Linked DNA regions of Homo sapiens: region 2 is linked to region 1. A link is an interaction called in ENCODE POLR2A ChIA-PET data of the cell type or tissue named here. Cell type or tissue: PC-9. All regions are shown on one strand. Each heading gives the region's core, and the rest is flanking DNA. Links, peaks and the distances in the headings are about the cores only. Region 1 overlaps CIRSR (corepressor of RBPJ and splicing regulator). Region 2 overlaps MAP3K20 (mitogen-activated protein kinase kinase kinase 20).

Region 1 (7,875 bases), core at 1,325-3,824:
TCCTTGTCCATTTCCCAGTACAAAGTAGGTTGCTAGAAAATTTGAAATTGCCTTTCAGCCTAAAGCTGCCTTACCTGAATGTCATAATTACAGTAATTATGTACATCCAAATTACATGCTAATTAAATTAGAATCAAATCGTTCTAAATCGAAATCAAATGAGGTAGTGAAGAATTAATCAATGACAACATAAATAGAGAGCTTCCTTCAGAGATATTTATTGTAACGATACAAGGAGGAATTTGATCTGAAAAAGTCACCTGTTTGTTTACTTTCAAATTAGTAATCAGTTATTATCGCTTCTCCATAATTTTAACCGTTCAGTGTTATTTACCCCCCACCCTTCCCAGACGCTGGAGTGTATAGAAATATGTATGAGGTAAATACATACAGACATGCCTCCCCCATATATTGTTGATGTAAATATAGACTGTGTGTTTGCATCTCCAGTTAAGGAAAGGGTTTCAGAATGTCCGTGGGGACACGTCCCTCCAGGGCCGGCTGTCGAGGACCCGGAAAACCACAGCCCCTAAGAGTTCCAGATTTTCCAAGACCCTTATACTCTCTTCCTGTAGAATTTCATACTGGGGGTTTTGCATTGTTTTGCAGGCATGTAACCATTTCTGGGTGATTCATTTATCTATAAAGGAAATGCAAAGTGGCAGGGTGTCTGCCCCAGTCCGCATTCTGCTTGCAGATTGCTGACGAAAGTTGATATCTTCATGTTTGTCCCAGGAGCTTCATAAAGCGCCCTCTTCACCTGTGGAGCCCGAGCGACCAGAAAAATTCGCTCGCTTTCCTAACTGCTGAAGGCGAGTCCGGCCCGCGCGGGGGACTGCGCCCGAGGCCCGGCAAGCTTAGGCGGGGACTAGCAGGGCCCTCGGCGGGCGGGCCCCCAGCGAAAAGGCCTGAGAATTGCTTCTGGGGGGTGGCTTGGGCCAACGGGGGCGAGGGAGCCGCGCAGAGGGCAGGCCCCGACCCTTCCCCGCCGCACCTTGTGGGTCGGGTGTTGGGCGGCCTCCTGGCGCGGGAGGCGCATCTGCTAGGAAGGGTGTGCGCTCCCCCCTTCTCGGCCTCCCCATTTCGGTTTGGGGTGTTTTCGCAAGGTTGCCAGACGGTGCATCCAGAAGGAAACCACCAGAGCACGCAGGGGGGCGTCGCCTCAGGATGGGAAGGGGCGACCTCAGCCAGGATTCATCCCATCACCCTACTCCACCCCCATTCCGGCTTCCTTTAGGTTTAGGGCGACGTCCTCCTGGGAAGCCCTGCTCTGTCAACCCAGGAGCCCTCGGACCTCCACTTCTGTCCACCCCCTCGCGAAGCCCTTCAAGCCCAAGGGACTGGAGAAAGGCGGCTCCGGGGCAGCTCGGGCCGGAGGGTGCGTTTCTTTTCATTCCAGGCAGCTCTCCGCGTTCGTCCCGCACATCTTCGTCATTACTGCTACATTCTGGGCATTCTGGGGGTGATAAGTGTGGCGTGAAGGGAGGAGAAAGGGGAAGGTGCTGTGGAGTTACCTCTTCCTTTTCCATTAGCAGGAACCGGGTTTTAGGAGCCTCGATCAGGTAGGAGAGCTTTCAGAGGCCCCCGCTTTCCCAAACCTTAGTTTCCCCGGTCTGACTTGTTCCTCACAACTTTTTAAAGGTCTTTCTCCTTTTTGATCAGAGAATGCTCCCAAGGCCTGCAGGTATTGCATGCTTTTATCTCTTTTCAAGAAATGATAACTATAGCAGAGCTTTTCTTTTTCAGAAAACCTAAATAAGATTTTTAAATATCCTTCAGCTGCTGAAGCTAAAAATGCTACTTTCTTCCTGGTCTTACGTCCGGAGTGTGGAGTTGCGGCCCTCCAGAGCTACCTCCACCAGCGTCTTGGCCCAGTGGTCATTAGGTAAGGAGAAGAGTGAAATGGCTCAGGTGGATTTTGAACTCTGAGCTTCAATGCCAAAGCATACGAAATGTTCAGTGATTAAAACTGGGAAACGCCTGCTCCCAGCAGCGTGGAATGATTTGATTCACTATCAGCAAGCAGTCTCATGGAAGAACAGCAAGAAAGGTCTCTTCAAGCCTTTCAGATGAAAAGCTTTCTTAAGATTACAGCCCTATGGTTCAAAACAAGATCTCCGCTTCACAATGCAAGGTAAGCAGACCTGCCACTATGCTGCAGAAACCTCTGCCCATTTTGGCCTTTATTAAAATAAATTATGACTAATTTACCACAGAGACGTTCAGATAAACAAGTTCTAACCTAGCAACTTGGTATTTCCTGATTATTTATAAATCGACAGCACCTCCTACAGGAATTAATTTGTTAGTGTTATGTTAAATGTTAGGTTAGGGGAAAAGTCCCTGCGAAGGCAGAGGGAGAAATGCCTCCAAAATGTGTCCTATGCCTCGTGCAGTTCCAGGCTCATGGATAAATAAGAAACTTGTAAGTGTGCCAAGATTTTAAAGGAACTTCTCTATTAAGGGTAAGAATGACAAATTTCACCAGGCTGGTTTTCTAAAAAATATCCCCGTTGAGGACTTTTGTTTGGGTTCTTAAGTCGTAGATTTATTAAACGTGGAGGATTCTTCTTAGGCTTTAGGTACGTAGAGGAATCTCTACACGTACTAGACATCCCTTTTATTATGAGGTTCATCTTATGAGGTTCATCTCCTTGGTCTCTACCTTATATTTCAAAACAAAAGTAGAATTACATGTCCAATATTTTTATTTTAAAAAATTATTTTCCATCATTAGGGTATGTGGAACACATTAACTGAGCCTCTTTAAAGCTATTTGTTATCATGGTATGATTTTGTGTGAAAATGCCTCTCTTCCGTTTTTAAGTTTACAGTTAGAATGGTAGTTCGTTAGGGCTTTTGAGCACCCTTGGGTGACCAAGGCTGAAAGCCAAACAAAATGAACATCTTCCATAACTACATGGAAATTTTTTCTCAGAATTAGATGGTTAAAAATATTGGAGATTTTGGCAGTACTTTATAGTTTCTCAATCCTAACAATAAGGATAATTAAATCAGAGACTAAAAAAAATCTCATGGCCACTTTATAAAAAGTGGACCACATTGGCCAGGCATGGTGGTTCACGCCTATAATCCCAGCACTTTGGGAGGTTGAGGCAGGCAGATTGCTTGAATTCAGGAGTTCAAGACCAGCCTGAGCAACATAGCAAGATCTCATCTGCATTAAAAAAGTGGACCACGGTTTGTGAGTCAAATGAAAAAAGTGTAAGAAATAACGTTTTAAATTCATTTTTAATTTTAGGATGCATTTCAGCATTTCTCTTCATGAACACTGTATTGCTTCAGAAACCCTTTAAGGTAGTAAGTATTGCATAGGTTTTGACATTATAAAAATTATAAAGTCTAAAAAGGCATAAGGTAGAAAATAATCACTGCAACACTGATGAACTCAAGGTGTAAATTAGCAGTGTTTACCAATTTCAAATGCATGCTTTTTTTTAAGTGAAGAAGGGATCTTTGAGGTGCGCTGTAAGTTATTTAACAATACTGTGGAAGGAATTCAAGTTCCTCCCCGCCCCACCCCCACCCTGCGTCTTAAAAATCTAAATAATCAAGGGTTGTTTACCTCTTCACTTAAGTTTTTCTTAGAGGACACTTGTTTTGTGTGTGTGCACAGACAAGTCAAAGACATAATCAGATGATGTGGAGTGGTTTTACTTCTTTCAAATGTTACTCCTACAGAATTTATGAAATTGTGACTGCCAACTATCAAAACCATCTAATCAGTATTTGTTTTGTATTAAATAGCAGATGGTTAAAAAATATAGAACACTGATAAAAAAACTTGTGTCCAAGATGTGAAGTTATGTTTTTTGGAACTGCATGTTACTTGTGATTTGTACCAGTTCTTTCTGTAGTTTTCCTTTACCATATCCTTTGAAACACAAGGGAAAATTTGCAGCTAAATTTAAATATGCCTTATATACCTATACTGGTGAAATATCAAAACAGTTTGCATTGTTTCATTTGAAAATCTACCCCCTGCCCCCCGCCACGGACCACTGGTACGATCAACCAGGTATGAAGTAAAATCTTTAATAGTTGTATGCCAGTAATAGAAGGGCCAATTGTGGAAGGCAGAATAATAGTCCCTCATAGATGTACACATCCTAACCCCTGGAACCTGTGAATATGTTACATTACAAAGAAAAGGGGAATTAAAGTTGCAGATAGAATTAACATTGATATTAAAATTGGGAGATTATTGCATGATTCTTCAGGTGGGCCTGATGTAATCACAAGGTCCTTAAAATTGGAAGAGGGATGCAGAATGGCAAAGTGTCAGAATGATTAGATTTGAGAAGGACTTGACTCCTCTCTCTTAGCTTTGAAAACAGAGGAGGGGGGGCCAGGAGCCAAGAAATGCAGGCAGCATCTAGAAGCTGGAACAGGCAAGCAAACATATTTTCCCCTTGAGCCTCTAGAAGAAACACAATTCTATTGACATCTTGACTTTAGCCCATGTCAAACTTCTGACTTCTAGAACTGTTAATACAGCTGGACTGTTTTTTGTTTTGTTTTGTTTTGAGATGGAGTCTTGCTCTGTCACCCAGGCTGGAGTGCAGTGGCGTGATCTTGGCTCACTGCAACCTCCGCTCCTGGGTTCAAGCAATTCTCCCACCTCAGCCTCCTGAGTAGCTGGGACTACAGGTGCGCACCACCATGCCTGGCTTTTTTTTTTTTTTTTTTTTTTGAGACGGAGTCTCACTCTGTCGCCCATGCTGGAGTGCAGTGGCGTAATCTTGGCTCACTGCAACCTCCACCTCCCAGGTTCAAGCGTTTCTCCTGCCTCAGCCTCCCGAATAGCTAGAACTACACTGCATGCCACCATGCCCAGCTAATTTTTTGTATTTTTAGTAGACACGGGGTTTCACCATGTTGGCTAGGCTGGTCTCGAAACTCCTGACCTCAGGTGATCCGCCCGCCTGGGCCTCCCAAAGTGCTGTGATTACAGGCGTAAAGCCACCGTGCCTGGCCCCGTTGGACTGTTTTAAGTTTGAGGTAATTTGTATACCTGCACAGAAAACTAATATTATCCAAATGTAAACAGCTTATTCTATAGAACAAAACACCTAAAGGGGGCTTAAAAGTCTTAAAGATTTATTAATCCTTAATTTATACTAATGAATTTGAATAATTATTACAATTCACTTCAAGCAAATTCAAATCCTAGAATAACAAATTTGAATTGAAAAAAGTAAATTATACCCATTCAATGTACTGTCATTCTTTTAATGATGTTTCAGAACAAAGAAAATGTCACAGAGTTATATGCGGTTTTTATCTGGTATGGGGAACAAGAAACAGTTACCAACAGAAAATATTTCCACAGCCCCAAAATAGCTTACTTACAAATATTTGCAAAATTCATTCTTATAGTACTCATGTAGTTTTGTACTTGAATTGACAGTCTAGAGATGAAAAATTAAAATTGAGCTTTTTTATTAGAAAGACAACAGTACATAATTTACCCCTTGCTAAAGGTATTCAATAAAAAAGTGGAGATATTTTTATTCCCAGGTAATTGTCACATACAGTCTTTCTTCTCTACTTCTGCTTCATTCTCTTTGTGTCACTTTAGTATGTGTACCTCCTGGGTGCTCTCTGTACATTTTTTCTCCTCTATACAAGTCTGTGCCATGGCTTCTGCTGTCATTTCTTCTGCTTTGCTCTTCACCAGGATTTCGCTGTGCCCGTTTCCTTGTCTCCCTTTGCTTGTAACTACCAGGACTTCTGCTCCGGCTTCTCCGGCTCCTTTCCTCCCTGCCGTGGCTTCTGCTGCTCCCCTCCTTTCTTTCAGAGCCTCTCTTCTCTGGGCTATGTTTATGGGTTCTGGACTTTTTGTCAGAATCAGAATGGCTCCATTTGCTGTCCTCCCTAGAACTCTCGTGTTTTAAGAACCTGGGCTTTTCCTTGGCTTTTTCCCGGTTATGGTGACTGCTAGAAAGTTCTTCATGAAGCTTTCTCTTCTTAGACTTGTCCTTCTCTTCAGAATCACTGTTGTTATGCCCTGAACACTTGTTTTTCTTTCTTTTCTTCCTTTGTATTTTTTTTTCTTTATTGTTACTCTCACTCTCACTACTGCTTTCTGAAGTCTCAGTAGAGGAAGAGGAGGAGGAGGAGGAAGATGAGGAAGAAGAGGACTTATGTTTTTTGTGTTTACTTCTGCTCTTCTGAAACTTTTTCTTTTTTCTATCTTTTTTCTTTTTTTTCTTCTCCAGTCGATCTAATTTCCTGTAATTGGGAAATAAACAGTAACAGACTGTGTGAAAAACAGTTATTTCATCAACTGTAAGTTATGAACAAACAATATATTTTCTTAGAAGTTATTAAAAATAGTATCCATGGCAGAGCGCGCTGGCTCATACCTGTAATCCCAGCACTTTGGGAGGCCACGGCGGGCGGATCACAAGGTCAGGAGTTCGAGACCAGCCTGACCAACATGGTGAAACCCCATCTCTAGTAAAAATACAAAAATTAGCTGGGCATGGTGGCACCTGCCTGTAATCCCAGCTACTCAGGAGGCTGAGGCAGAAGAATCGCTTGAACCCGGGAGGCGGAGGTTGCAGTGAGTCAAAATCATGCCACTGCACTCCAGCTTGGGCAAAAGAGTGAGACTCTGTCTTAAAAAAAAAAAAAAAAAAAAAAAGAACTGGTATCCATATATGAACGCATTGTTTACTAAATGACAACTCATTTTCTTCCTTTAAAATTATTCAAAGCGTGAATACATTAAATTAAAAAATTAAATGCATCAAGCCAATTTTCTGACTATACTTCAATAGTAATGACTACTTTTTTGTTAAATTCTTACTGAGTTGAAATTATATAGCACTCTAAAGGGTCATCCTAAAGAAAGCCTGTGAAAGGTGTGTAACATCAGTTGGAACTACTAAAAAAGCAAATATATAGCTATAATCAGATGAAAAATTAATTTTATGTACTATTTTATAGTATATAAATATTAATCAACGTTATCAAAATTCAAGAGAATATTCTCCAGAAATTCTGAGTAAGAGTACACATTAAACTTCTGAAATATTGGTTTTATAAAATAATATAGTTAATACTTGTTTTCAACAATTGTTTAGTTTTATAAATAGGACAATCCTATTAAAACATTCTGAATTTCTAGAGTACTTCACATTCTTGGAGGAGTAACTTGTTTATATGGTATGTTTGAGTTACTCTGAAAATAAGTCTCTAGGTTCTGTCTAGCCATTCTCAAAACTCTACATACTGAAAGCATCATGAGCTCCCTCTATTGGACCCAGCAGACATTTCTTGGATTCTTTTAATTCAGAGGTAGTCTGTTTAACAAAATTCACGTTTACCTTAAATTTAAGCATTCTTTCTGCATTCTCATAAAATTTTACAAAACATTTTAAAAATGGCCAAAAATGTTTCCTAAGAACAAATTGTGTGCGAAGATACACACAAATCTATTTTGAAAAGTAAAAGCTATAAATAAGTCTAATTCTAAATTAAACATTCTGAAAAGTGCAATCGTTTTGTGGTACAATCTGAGTATACAATCTTACACTCATTTCCATGTTACTGAAAAGACAGACAAAATTGTATTAGCTATGGGTGAAGAATAATCAATAAATGTGATGCATGGTATAAGGACCTTCATGAGCTCTTAGGATCAGAGTTGAATACGATACTGAGATGAATACTAAGGAAAAAATAAATCTATTAAATATATACTTCTAAATTACCTGAGAAGTTTCTGTTTTTGTTTGGTTGTTAGTGACTTTAAAAATTCAACTTCTGGATCTTCTTCACCCTCACTTGCAACATACTCCTGAGTCAACAAAGATATCATTAAATTGCTAGATTTCAACACAAGGT
Region 2 (7,875 bases), core at 2,099-4,598, 1.2 Mb before region 1:
ATCAATTAATTATTTACATGCTTTCTAAATGCTCCTTCTCAGTAAGGAGGAAGCGAACTATCTATTTTTAGGAGATCTTTAATTAAAACGAGTATATGCTAATAGTGTGATCCTTAGAATGGGTGGTGATGACAAGTAGTGGAAGAGAACCAGGGAATGAATCGATCAGGTACCCTTGCACGTGCCTCAGGACTGTGAGGTTTGTGTGTGTGAGTGTGTGTGTGTTTAGCAGGGGGTGAAGGGATGGGGGCGGGGAGGGAAGTTATCAGCACCTGCCACTTATCAGTAGTCCAGGTTGGACCACCAATTTAACCCTGTCTGATTGTCCTTTCCTCTTCTAGGTTATCATGTATTCTTTGGTTCTTCTTAGACTTAAGCTTCCTGGAACTAAGCACTTTTGATATATGGTCAGCTAACAGGAAGTCATTAGGAAATAATCTAGGCTGTAGTAGAAAAGATCAGAGTTTTATGAATTTGTAAATTTTCAGTTCATGCTCAGAATTTCAATTTAACTATGTTATTTGACTTCAGTATATCTTAAATCTTCTACAAAAGAGGAATGATTAACTAAATTATGGATTTTTCCCTGCTATCATTATGAAGACTATATAACAATGGAGAGTGTCCCCATTTTAAAAAGTTACAGTTATATGTATTATAGTTACTAAATAGGAACACACATACACTGATATTGAAAGAATATAGACCTAACTTATAGCAATTCTTTTTCCCTTGGAAAGGTAACCAGAGTTTCACTTTCTATGTTATGTATTTTTATAATGGCAGTTTTTCTAGTGAGCACTTGTTAATCTTATAATGAGAAAGCTGAATATAAAATTAATAATATTTACATTTCTATTTGTAAAAGTTTGTAGCTTATTACTTATAGTACCAGGTTTACCCTGAGGCTATTTTCAAATATTAGATCATACAAAGATCATTTTCCCTCCTTGGTAAAATCATCAGTAACTAGTAAGTATTGATCATCTATCATGTTCAAGGCACTGCACGGTTTACAAAAGAAACATCTGAAACAGTTCTTCAGAACTTTATCCTTGGACTCATCTCCTCTTATGCTCTGAGTCTTGCACTCCCATAAAAGCCCTATTTACATATTAACACTCAAAAACAGATCTCAACTTCAAAACTATTTTTCTATCTGCTGATTAGACACATCCACATAGATATTTTTTAAGACACTAAAATATATTATGTCCAAATTAATCTTTTCATTTTCTCCCTAACCCCGAAAAATCATCCCTGCATTTCTTTTACTGAGTGGCAATACTGTTTGCCCAAGCCAGAAATGAGATAAATAGTAGTTACAGTTTAAAGCCAGAGCTCCTATTCTAACCATTAATCTGTATTGCTTCTTTATCTGATTTTATCCTTGAGTTCGCTTCCTTCTCCCCCAATATCCAGCCATTCATTAAGCCTAGGTGATCCTACATCCTAAATATTTTTTGACTCGGTCAACTTTTCTCCTGTCCTTTGCCACTGCCTTAGTACAGATGTCCTCATCTGTCTCCTGGACCACAAAACCTTGAGTGCCAAGTGATGCCCTTGCCTCCAGGTCTATTCTTCTCTGACATAGTCTCCCCTCTGCACCTTTGCTCATTTCATCCCTCCACATAAAATTGTTCATTGGCTTTCTCTTTCTCTTCTTGACCTGGCACCTACCTTCCAAAATTGCCATACATTTTTTGTCTGCTCCTGAGTTTTTGCATAGGCTCTCTCTTCTGCCTAGGAAACTACTTTCCTCCCTCAGCTCTCCTCTTCCTGGTTAACTCCTGTGTTTTTCAGGTTTTAGCATAAGCATCATTTCTTACAGGAAACTTCATCTGACCGCCCTCGACACAGATATCATTGTTCTTTGGCTCTATAGTATTGTTTCTCTCATCATGGAATCTATCCCAGTTTGTTGTAGATGTTTATTTAATTGTCTCTCTGATAAGAATATAAACCCCCTGAGAGCAAAGACAGTGGCAGACTTGCTTACAGTCCTGTTCCACAGCATTATACATGGCGTTACCCACAGTAGCCTCAGCAAATATTTATTAAATGAATGAATGTATGAACAAGTGAATGAATGAATATTCTCTCCACCTTTAACAAAAATCACTCAGTTGGGAGGAAACCATATATATAATATGAAGTAGTAAAGCTAATGACTACCTCAGTATCACATTGGCAGTACATGGGCAGAACCCAGGTAAAAATTTGGTTCTCCTAACTACTACTAATTTGTGCCTTTCTTACTGGACAGTACTGCATTTGGATAAAACAAGTGTCTCAGAAGCCTTTTTAATCAGTACCTAATGGAATTAAGTTTTTGTTTTAATGTCAGCCCCCTTTTGCAAAATCCTCAATGCTGTAAATACATTGATTTCACCTTTCATAATCCCATATTGAAGACAGAAATAGAAGTTTATGGTTTTTTTCAGTAGAAGACAGCTCAAACAAATTAGATGATTGTCATAATTTATCCTTTTTTCTTTTTTTAGTTGTTATAGCTGCTGATGGAGTATTGAAGGTAGGACTATTTCTTTTACTTAAAAAAATTGTTAATTTCAGATGTAGATTTTTGTAACTGATAATCCCTTAATTAGCCAATAAGTAGAAAGTTGACACTGATTCCTGTTTTCTCAGATCTGTGACTTTGGTGCCTCTCGGTTCCATAACCATACAACACACATGTCCTTGGTTGGAACTTTCCCATGGATGGCTCCAGAAGTTATCCAGAGTCTCCCTGTGTCAGAAACTTGTGACACATATTCCTATGGTGTGGTGAGTTCATTTCTCATTTCTTGTTTACTAAGGGAAATACAAAAAGCAAACACTCAAAAGAAGAGAGATACAGTTTAACATGGTTTTATTTTTATTTGAGACTGTACTGCTGGTGGAATGCCTAAAGCAGCACCATTGGAGAACGCTTCCTAGTTGCCAAAATGTTTAATCATTTTTAATCATCGGAGTTATTTTGTCCTGTGTTGAGAAGAAACCAACACCACTTCCAAGAAACAAATTAAATGGAATCCGAGATAGTGTTGGGCTCCGCTTTGCCTGTGAGAATGATTTTTTGCAGGGTGGTAATGTGACTGTGGACTCTCTCTGTAATTTCAATGGAAATGTGGATCATTTGGAACAGGACTTCATTGTAATGGATTGCTTAAACAGTATAAAATCACCAATAGATCTGCCAAGCGAGTTAATTACCAGGAAACTTTTGAGTCTCAACTATTAAACTGATTCATCGGTTTCTAAAAGTCCAAAAGAAAATGTACTTAGCACTTACCAGATGACCTTGTCCATGTCTGCTGCCAGTCTTAGAGTAGCAGTGACTATCTGAAGCGTGACTCTAAGGCATTACATAAGAATCACAGCAGAGCCACATAGAGAATAGACTAATGAGGGGGTGGAGTGCTCAAGGAAGAGACCACAGGAATGAATCCGTTAAGGAGCAGAAGCTCCTGGAGGAGGAATTTGGAGATGGGCCATTTCCTGAGGAATAGGTTATACCTGCATTATCAGAGAGAAGGAAGTGGAGTGGGAGAGTTCTTTGCTGGAGGAAGGAATTCATTTGTTGCCTTTTGTTGAGGATAAACTTTTCCCTAAAATGTTACGTATTCTTTAAAAAGTCCAAAATAGTTTTGGAATTCCCTGTCTTTACATCTCATACTGCCCTGCTATTTATACTATTATACTGCCCTGCTGTTTATACTATTACTTCCTAAAAGGGCATTTTCATAGTAATGGGTAAAGAAGCAGCCTGTTTTAGGTCCAAATCAGCCTGTCTCTTCGTCCTGAACTTCTGTGTTTTCTTACTGCAGGTGGTAGCCAATGACACAAGAGGAGATTCACGTTGTCAGACCTGTTTTGTTTTGTTTTGTTTTCTTTATTCGGTCTCTAGGTATTTAATGCTGGCTTCACAGGTTTTGGACTTGTTTCAGTGACTAGCTTTTTGTAAATCATAACACATCCTATGTATACCAAATTAATAAAGATTAATTTTGTTAGCTATTGAAAAAATCATTTCAAGAATGAAATATGTTTTTGACCGAAGGCTAGAATTTTAAAGGTCAGAAGGCAAGAGTAACATCAGGCTTAATACCTGATATCCAAAAAAAGAAAAAAAATCAATACCTGATATCCCTTGATTCTGGTTTCTTAAGAATGAAGACTATAAGCTATTACAGTGATCAAATATTTCTCATAAGTTTCAGAGGAGACTAGCTTATAAAACTGGTCTCCTATGTCAAATGTTACTACATTCTAACCATCATACATTCATCTGTGGGATATTCTGAAAATGGGGTATTTGTAGCAATTTAAGACTCTTTGTAAGATTGTTTTCTCTTGTGAAAGTGCATTCCTTCATTTATAACCAAACGTTTATTTACTGAGGCACACACCACCTGAGAGTAATTTAAATTTTTCTTAGCCTGCTTGTTGGGAACGGCCTCTCGTTTTGTCCTGTTGAAATAGGAACAAGCAAACTTTTTCTAGAAAGGACCAGATAATATATATTTTTGGCTTTGAGGGCCACTTACAGTCTCTGTTGCATAGTCTTCATAGATGCCATAGTTGGCTTTTTGTTTCTTACAACCCATCAAACATGAAAAAGCCACTCTGTATTCTGCAGCAGGCCATCGTTGCGGGCACCTCCCTGGAACAAGAGGGCTTGGGAAGATGAGCAGCGTGGTTTAGGAACGTGGCTTGACCGTTCAGAGTGGCTCACCAGGAGCCCACTGCTCCCACTCCTTTAATGTGCATGTGTATATAAATGTATATAAACATGTTTGTTGGTGTTAGGTATATATGTATGTTGGTTATAGTTATTGTAGACTGTTACAGCTTTTAAATTGTTTGTCACATTTATATGAACTAGAAGACTTTTGAGGTTCATTTTTGCACTTATGAGTCCACACACATACAGTGCTTTTACTTTTAAAATTCTCCCCAAGTGTTTGAATTTCCTTATCTCAAAAATTTTTGACCTTAAGACACAACTATACATACATTGAACTTTTAGCCTCAACATTATTTCATATATGAAAACAAACTTTATGCTGCCTTCTTTCAAAGCCTTACAGTTGCCAGGGCTTTGGTGTGAAATGCCCCCCTCTGCTTTTCCTGAGATGAAGTACAATCTTAGTACCAGTAGCCAAGCACAAATTCCTTTTCACACATAAACTATAAAAGATGTTAAGAGTGACTTCTGTTTGGAGAGCTTAGGATTTTTTTCCTGTATCATTTTAAAATCTCTTCATACATTCCACATTGACCCCATTTCTTAAACATAGTTTGAGTCAACCTTTCTGGAGCTGCACATTTTCAGTGTTTTTTATTAAAAATCTTTTCACTTAAGAAACTATGCACCACATTTCAGTAGAAGGGCTTGAACACGTCTCTTTGTGGATTAGCTTTTCTCTCTACTTGTGTGCTGACCCTACCTTTGCTTAGTTTGGTTTGGTTTTGGAGGGATTTAACAAATGCTTAACAAACCATCCTATGGAGTAATTTCACTTACTGAAACAAACTCGACCACCAGCCACTGAGCATTTCCAGTGTTGCTCTGTATTTACACACTGGATGTTGCTCTGCAGAACCTGTCCACCCCATCATGTGATGTGGAATATCAATTCTGCATTCATGCTAGAGCCTTCCCTTACCTGGTGGAAACAGAAATGCCATTTCAGTGAGTGAGTCTATTTTAAAACAGCTTCTGCTGTGTGAGTCTTGAAGACAGAGGTTTGCTTGGAATGCTGGTTTGCCTCACAGAATGTTGTGTCAGCAGAATTCCATTCAGAAAAGTGTACAGATGCTAATTTAATTATAAACAAGAACTCAGGACTGTATAGGTTGATGCAAAAGTAATTGAAGTTTTGCCATTTAAAAGTAATGGCAAAAACTGCAATTACTTTTGCACCAACCTAATATTTAATTCTGACCTCTTCTCATTCTGTTTGTTCTAAATAAACACCATTAATGAGAGAAAAAATACGAGGTATGCTTTCCAGCGACTTTTTATTTAAACAACCACAGGTATTTTTTTAATGAAGAAAGCATTATGTGTTCAAAGTAGATGTTATAGAAAAGAGCAGGTGAGGATAGTTGTTAAGGTTGGGACCATGTTAGTTTTAGAAGTTTGTGGTCCATAAACTTGGAAAATGATACCTATTTTAATTCAAAATGTGGTTATTTTGAATTTTTTATGTCTTTTCAAAAATAGGTGAGTAGCCAAGACTCCTTTGTCAGTAGGAGCATTTATTTGCATTAAATATCCCATTGTTCATTGGGAGTCTGTTCTGTTCATTGAAACCCCCTCTACACACAGCAGTCACATACAGATGAATAAGACCATTAAAAAAAAGGTTTTTTTTTTAAAATCCACCCAAAAAACTGCAATATATTTTTGCTTTTTGTTTTTCTAATTTTTTAGACTGCTGTAAGAATTTAGCCCCTACTACTCCCAAAACCACCAGCCCTCCCCAGGTTGATAAACCTTTGTTGCTTCTTAACAAATGGCAAGACTCACTAACCTTGTACTGCCTTAAAATAAATGTGCTGTGAATGCCAGAAGTGGATTTTATGATCCTTGCTCTTAAGCTGGTAAACTTTGCTAGGGAGGCAATTGTTTCCCTCCATTTTATGAGAAATGAGATTTTTCTACCCTCTTATGAGAACTCTTGGAGGACTGAACCTGGAAGAGTGTTTAGTATGTTATCCACAAAAAAAGAAAAGCAAAAATCACTGAAAGAATAAGCCTTCTGAGAACACAAGGCCTAGCCTCTCTTTAAAAAAAAAAAAAAAAAAAAAGCTATTCTAATGACAATGCAGAAAGGATTACCTTCTTAGAAGCTTCTCAGCCAAAACCAGCCTTGAAAACATAGTGGCTTAAGAGACAGCATGGCTGCCTGGCTTGTCTGTGAGCACTGTTCCAGAACAAGCTGGGCTCAGGTAATGGCTTTCTATTGTTTGGAAAAGAAAGGGCAGAAAAAGTACGTAGTCTTTTCCAAGTTTCTATTCTGTAAACTGAAAACATAAATTTTCCTTGTGAGCACAGTTTAAATGTGAGGACGTCTCAATATAAAATGAGTCGGAAAATATTTTTAAGGTGAAAGATCACAATAATATTTGGCCTGAATCCTCATAACTGGTATTTTTAGGCATCATTTAATATATTTTTAGACCTCCAAGTGACTTCCTCAGTAAAGTTACTTTTGTATGCCAAATGTTATTTTTGTTTAGTGTGGAAAAAAAAAGCTGATGTCCTATCTTATACCACCTGCTTTTTGATACATCCCCAAATCCAGGGAATTAATAAAAGGAAATCATGAGATGTGCTGATACTGGAATTAAACTAAAGACCTCATTTGGGCTTCAGGACATAGCAGCTAATGACCCCACCTCAGACACTTTTACATCCATCAAGTAACTCCCTCAGCTGTAGTAGCTCTTCAGAGACACAGAGGGAGTCAAATGGAATTGGCTTATTTTTTTCTTTATTTTTCACGGTTAGAGCTCTCAGAGAAATATAACTTAAATTTTATTAGATTTTGGACATTTTCCAGCAGAATATTTTGGAATCAAGAATGACGTAAATGTTTTTCTGGTGTTGTCCCCCCAAACTCTTGGATTTGCAATTTACTTCACAAAATTCAGTCTGTGCATGTGTGCACACATGTACACGGCGTGTTTATCATACCTGCAGGCCAAACTCAGAAGAGGCACTGCTCATCTGTGCGTTTGGGGGTCTGGAGCGTTTGATTTATTGGAGGCTAACTCCCTGTTCCCATTCTCCTTAGGAATGCCACATCCATTAATTTACTTGCCCTTCGTATCTTTTCCCCTCCCCAGCCCTAGCCCCCTGTG

Evidence for each region. ChIA-PET counts read pairs that join two places held together with the same protein. Peaks named below come from ENCODE experiments on the same cell type or tissue, not always from the same donor. Only the 100,000 strongest peaks of a DNase experiment are listed, where the experiment ranks them.
Region 2: POLR2A ChIA-PET joins it to region 1 with 6 read pairs; 1 of 35 experiments calls an interaction of 5 or more read pairs at or near these places.

Annotation. Positions count from the first base shown.
Region 1 is chr2:174,342,918-174,350,792 of GRCh38, forward strand. CIRSR (corepressor of RBPJ and splicing regulator) reads right to left here. Exons shown (of 10, transcript NM_004882.4): 9 at 7,743-7,828; 10 at 5,105-6,255. The coding sequence ends at 5,580. Among named protein-coding and RNA genes, the nearest start is that of SP9, 12 kb to the left of the region's middle. In PC-9, for the core only: CTCF peaks have their summits at 2,278 and 2,479; a DNase peak (open chromatin) is centred at 2,264.
Region 2 is chr2:173,188,391-173,196,265 of GRCh38, forward strand. It overlaps MAP3K20 (mitogen-activated protein kinase kinase kinase 20), which reads left to right. Exons shown (of 20, transcript NM_016653.3): 6 at 2,505-2,533; 7 at 2,650-2,787. Among named protein-coding and RNA genes, the nearest start is that of MAP3K20-AS1, 90 kb to the right of the region's middle. RefSeq lists an enhancer at 3,165-3,746. In PC-9, for the core only: no CTCF peak of the experiment used is centred there; DNase peaks (open chromatin) are centred at 3,451 and 3,891.